Regions from separate parts of the Homo sapiens genome. Here region 1 is linked to region 2. Evidence: chromatin contacts called from ENCODE Hi-C or POLR2A ChIA-PET data. All regions are on one chromosome and are shown on one strand. Each heading gives the region's core, a stretch centred on a gene start or an enhancer-like site at or near the end of the contact. The rest is flanking DNA. Distances are from core to core; before and after follow the strand shown.

Region 1 (2,700 bases), core at 84-2,583, 120 kb after region 2:
ACCATGGGGTAAAAATGATCGGTTTCATGGGAATTATATCTGTTGAGCTTATAAAATCTTACTCATTTTTGCACAGGAAGTCCCACTTATATGTTGCTAAAATAATAAAGTTTGTAGATAGGAAATTGAGTAAATTGTGAGTTTGGCCATGGCTGAAATGGAATTAGGGTATTAAATCGTGTGGTTTCAATCCTACCATATTTATTCATTTCCAAACAGTTTGGGGGATTATTTGTTGACAGTCACATAATTAATTATTGGCTGTTATAGTGGCATGCGTTTCCTTGACAAACAAGAGTTTAGTTTAATTCAGAGAGTTAAATCTGCTTTAATATCCAGACACTTGTGGCTGTAGGGTCTCTTTTGGAGACTGAATTACTTAATAATTGGCTCTTGACTTTTTGCAACTGTAATGTCCTCGAAGTATATAATAGCTCCAAACAGTAAGCTTGGGTCCCCAGTACTTGATTTTTAACTGGGTCTACGAGGCAGTCAAGAAGGAGGTGCTGAGGAGAGCCACATCACACACTCAAGGAACCGTTGTGATTCTCCCATCTTGCCCACCCCATGGAAAGAAGGGTCCTCCCTTTTTCGTCTCACTGCTTGAGGTAATGACACCAATTCTATAGTCTAGGATAGACAAAGACTCCCAGAGAAAACAGAAAGAAATAAATGAAACACTTTCTGAAATTTTTCCTCCTGAAATAATATTTTGTTTGTACTTAAAAAAAAGAGAGATGATAACTTATTGCTAAACCTTTAGTGTGTCTACATGGGAGAAGTGACTCAGCAGGTCTTGGGCCAAACTGCGTATTTGTTTAACTTCAATCTCAGGAGAGCCAAGGAGTAAAACCATGGCACTATCTTTGTTGCAACAAAGACTTCTTGCTTGATGAGCATTCTTGGCAAGGGAGCCTTCATATTTTAAAAGGCTGTAACTGTTTATGGCTATCAGCTTATCACTCTAAAACCAAAGGAGGCCTGAGGACAAAGAGTGAGCCAGAGGGGATGTTAAGGGAGGGAGGGTTCTCCAGGAAGCAGAGTCCTAGGCAGTCTGCAGTCTGGACCCATCACACTGCAGAACTGGGCAGGGTGACCAGGCATCTGCAGCTTTCTTGTCTCTGAGCAAGTGAGAGTGCTGGTCCTTGTACACCAGCATCAGAAATGAGAGCAGACAATGGAGGAGGGTGAATGCAAGGGGTGCTCAGGAAGAAGCACAAGCAACACCCTACAGGGGTTGAAGGGAGACCATTTTCTGGGTGGGAATAAGTAGAGATTTATGAAAGAGCCGATATTCACACGTGGCCACAGGATTTTGACAGAGTGGTGGCAGGACCTCCAGGTGGAAGGAACCAGTGAGCCAAGGTGTTGAGTCCTTAGGCAGAGATGATGTCACCCAATATGTATTTTGTAGCAAAATACATATTTGTCCTTTTTGCTTAATGTATGCTGAGTCATTTAACCCTCACAGCGACTCTTACCCCCGCTTCCTTTATTCTCACTCTTCTCCTCTTTTCCCTCTCAAGATCATCTCCTCTCTTCTTCCCTTCCTGTTGGGAAGTCAAGTGGACGGGGTGGATGGGGAGGAAGGAACTGAACAACTCTACGTGGAATGTTCGGGGAAGGACTCTCTGAGGTGGAAATGTTTAAACTCAAACCTGAAGGGTGAGAAAGAACAAGCCAAGCGTGTGGATTGGGAGACAGAGCATATTGCACTTGGGGAGCAGAGAGCCACTGGGGGAGTGAGTGCACGTGGTGAGGTCAGAGAGGGCCAGGGCATCTTGTAGGCCATATGAGGATTCTCCCAAACTGTCTGGGGGTCCCTGGCTTCATGCTGAAAGGGAAGACAAAACCCAGGCAAGTCCCAGGCTGAGAAGGGCAGAGTCAGAAGACAGAGGGCGAAGCTGCCCCTCAGGGGCTGGATGGGGGCTGATGGGTGCCCTTGGAGCTGCCCCTTTCAGGGGTCAGAACTTCCACAGAAGAATTTGGGGGTGGGATACAACTCAGCCCACAGCCATGTCAAATTGATTGGCATTGGTCATCTGCCTTCTTCAGTTGCTTTTATTTTTCTCTTCTGGAGAGCCAAGAGCCTGAAAGGTAGAATTGAGAGCCTAGAGAATCGAGCCCACGACACAGTGAGGATAATTCCTTAAACTTAATTGCATCTCCCAGATGGATTGAAACTGCCTGAACTGGTGCCCCCCATTTTCCCCTTTTGGAACCAGAATGTCTATAATGGCTCTCCTACACTTATACCATCATTGAATTTGGTGGTCAGATTACTTGTTTTCTAGTTTTACAGGGCCACAGATAGACAGGGTCTGTGGCTCAGGGTGTATCATAGCAGAGCCTCACCTGACTGCTCAAGGCGACTGAAATGATGAGATTTTGGACTTGAAGTGGGTGTTCTAATGGAGTGAGATCTTTGTTGTCATGAGACAGGATAGATGCATTTTGCAGATGAGAGAGAGGAATGTGGTCAGAGGGTAAACTATAGCAGACAAAATTTTTGCCTCCCCCATTTTAGACCTGCCTTTTAATGGACTTGCTTAGTCATTGGGGTTAACTATGAGCAAACACAGTCCCCAGTACAGCAGAACAGAGAAACAACAATGTACCAGGTTAGATCAGAGCAAAGGAATGTTTGAAAACTGGAAACATCTCATATTTAGAAAACAAGAAGTGGGCAAGAAACCAGAG
Region 2 (2,700 bases), core at 34-2,533:
GTAAGCTCTCTGGTGAAAACATAAAGGTTTTCTTGAAGTGAGGTTTGAACTGAATTTTGAAGGGTATATATGGCTTAAACAGTGAAATGAGGGGAAAAACATTTAAAGAAGAGGGACAAACGTGAAAGTAGCTGAGGCATAAAAGGCTATGTGTTTTTAAGAAAATAAAAGATTGCTGGGGTGACTAGGAGCAAGCAGTGAAATGGAGAATTGCATTCTATGTCTCTTGGGGTAAAGGGATGGGCAGACCATGTCCCACTGACTCAGGGGCTTTGTTAGGCATTTTGTTCTGTATCCTGTGAACAATAGTAATTCTTTAAGGGCTTTACTTAAGCTCAGATTTGCAGAAAAATCACTCTGGCTTCAATGTGAAGAACAGCTTGAATGAGCTTCAGAATAGAAGGGGTGTCGAGTTAGGAAGCCACTGTAGATTTCTGAGTGAGAGATGAGCATAGTTGGGGCCAGGATGGGAGCAGAGATGGAAAGAAGTGGGCTGACCTGAGATACAAGATGTGGGGTGACTCTTGACCCCTCCCGACTGCACCCTATGAGATCAATCACCAAGTTCATGTGAACGCTTTTCTAAGGGGAATATTATTTTCACAGAGTGAATACATTTTTTATTGATATGTTCATAAATATACTTTCTTACAGTTCTGACTATTGCATGTAGTACCTCAGAAAGGAAACCTATTTATTAACTTGTACCCAGAAATGACTCCTAGTGAATCTCTTCTGATATTTGCCCAAGAATTCCCCTAAAACACTCAGTAATGAAAAACCTCATTCCAAAGGCCTAGTTCAATATTCCTCAAACTGTAGTGTGCATGAGAATCACCTGACAAGCTTGTTCAAACAAATATTTCTGGGCCACATTCCCCAGAGTTTCTGATTCAGTAAGTCTTATTCAGTGACTTTTCACCTCTATCAAGTTCCTGGGTGATTTTGATGCTGCTGGCCCAGGGACCACTGTATGGGAATCACTGGTTAATCAGAAGCACTATAGCCAAGAGTGCTTCTCTTGGAGAAGGAAACACAGAAACTCTGTTCCTTTCCAGTGCTGTGACTTGGTCAAGTGACTCACCCCTCTGTGCCTTTGTTTCCTCATCTGGGTCTTGGTGAGGCTTAGAGTGAGGACTGTTGGAAAGCATTAGGACAGATGTATAAGGAGCATATACACGCTTTTATACGTAAGAAAATAAGTTCCATGTGCCTTGCATATTCTACAGTTCTCAGTGTATGGTGAGACAGATCCTGCTTTCAGTTCATCCTTGGTGAATGCTAGTCAAAATTCTATGTGATGTCACAACAGAAATCTTCAGTTAACAGTCGTGGAAAGGACTCAAGCTCTACTCCATCTCCACCTCCTTGGGTTTGGGTAAATTCTCAGCAGGATTGTGCATTAGGTGAGTGTCTGCTTCTCCCCTGGGTCCCCATAACTTTGCTTGCTCCTAAACAGGGAGTCACATCTGGGAAGAGACAGTAGATAATGGAGCCAGAGAGCTGACTCACCACGTGGGATGGCTGTGGGCAAGTTTCCCAGGTTGCACAAGCCACCGGGTTTTCTGAAACAGATGGAAAGACCGCCTCTGCAGGCCGCTGGCTGACTTCAAGATAGTCGTGCTGTATCAAGTGGTGTGAGAAGGAAAGACCCATAAGAGACTTTGTCATCCAAGTTTCAGATTCCCCTGGATTCCTTAGCGATAAGACATGCATGGCTCATTACATATTCTATTTATGAAATTTCTACGGGCAAAGACTCGAATGCCCTTTAACTGGGTGCGCACATGGGCATCGCATAGTTTTCCAGAGTAACCCAAGATACTGGGGTGGAGAGAAAAATGGAACCAGAAGACAAGCCAGCTTCTACCAAAGCCACCCAGCAGTCAGCCAGCCCAGACTCTCAAATCTGGACCTGGGGGTCAGCCCTAGGTAGACAGGCAAGCCATCTTTCAAAGGCTCCCATGTCCTCTTAATAAAGTGAGAGCCAGACATTAGCAATCATTCTCACAATTTTTAAAAACCATATTATCAGCTGTTATTTTAAATATCCCTAACCTAGTATAGTTAATAACAGAAACAGAAAACATTTAAGATTTTTAAGATATAAGAATTGAAGATCTTGAGTCAAGCTTTAAAATGAAAGTAACTTTGAAATGAGGTCAAAGTTAGAACATTCAGCAAGGAATCTTAATTAGAAAAGTATGACTGGGCAATACTAGAACAATTCTGAGCAAATGATTTTGCCACCAGGAATGGTAAATTCAAAGAAGGCAAATTAGCAGTAAGTTGCAGAGATGGCCACTTGAATGAAACACAAACAGGGTTAATTTTTTTCACTCGGTCAATTGCATTTCTCATACAAAGCTGAAAAATGCTCTCTTGTAATTCTCATTTTATAATAGCAATTCTTTTGTTTTGCATTGCCTGGCCATTGCAATCTGGACAAAGCAACTTTTCCATCCTATTTTAGTTCTCAAAGTATATTGATTTTTAATTTCCTGGAGCCAGTTTTCTACACAACAATATTTTATTCACTATGAGAAGTAGTGCCAGTTTTAAACATTTATAGACTTGTTTCTCCAGGGAAAAACATAAGCTAGAAAGAAAAACTAAAATTTCATTTGATGAGATTCAAATGGCAATTGGGGGTTTGAATGTAGAAGTGTTGTTTTCTTATCCAGAACAGTCACTGGAACT

Evidence for each region. A loop is a pair of places that touch in the nucleus more often than their neighbours do. ChIA-PET counts read pairs that join two places held with the same protein, here RNA polymerase II (POLR2A). Pooled maps may share reads with other maps.
Region 1: a loop to region 2 is called in a map of IMR-90, with 4 times the contacts of the local background. The contact joins the enhancer-like site here to the promoter of LINC02843 in region 2. A Hi-C loop is called at or near these places in 4 of 168 maps with a recorded cell type or tissue (IMR-90, PC-3, aorta and 1 more) and 3 of 50 pooled maps. POLR2A ChIA-PET finds 5 or more read pairs at or near these places in 1 of 52 experiments (MCF 10A).

What each region holds. Positions count from the first base shown.
Region 1 is chr9:88,774,343-88,777,042 of GRCh38, forward strand. No RefSeq gene overlaps it. Among named protein-coding and RNA genes, the nearest start is that of MIR4289, 30 kb to the left of the region's middle. Within about 2 kb of position 1,334, at least 7 of the 41 ENCODE cell types and tissues checked have a DNase peak (open chromatin) inside an H3K27ac peak, as active enhancers do; they include PC-3 and endothelial cell of umbilical vein, where a contact is called at or near this core.
Region 2 is chr9:88,650,877-88,653,576 of GRCh38, forward strand. LINC02843 (long intergenic non-protein coding RNA 2843) reads right to left here and starts at 1,284. Exons shown (of 4, transcript NR_144626.1): 1 at 1,085-1,284. It overlaps LOC105376135 (a long non-coding RNA gene), which reads left to right and starts at 973. Exons shown (of 2, transcript XR_930098.2): 1 at 973-1,190; 2 at 1,313-1,997. RefSeq lists an enhancer at 953-2,152.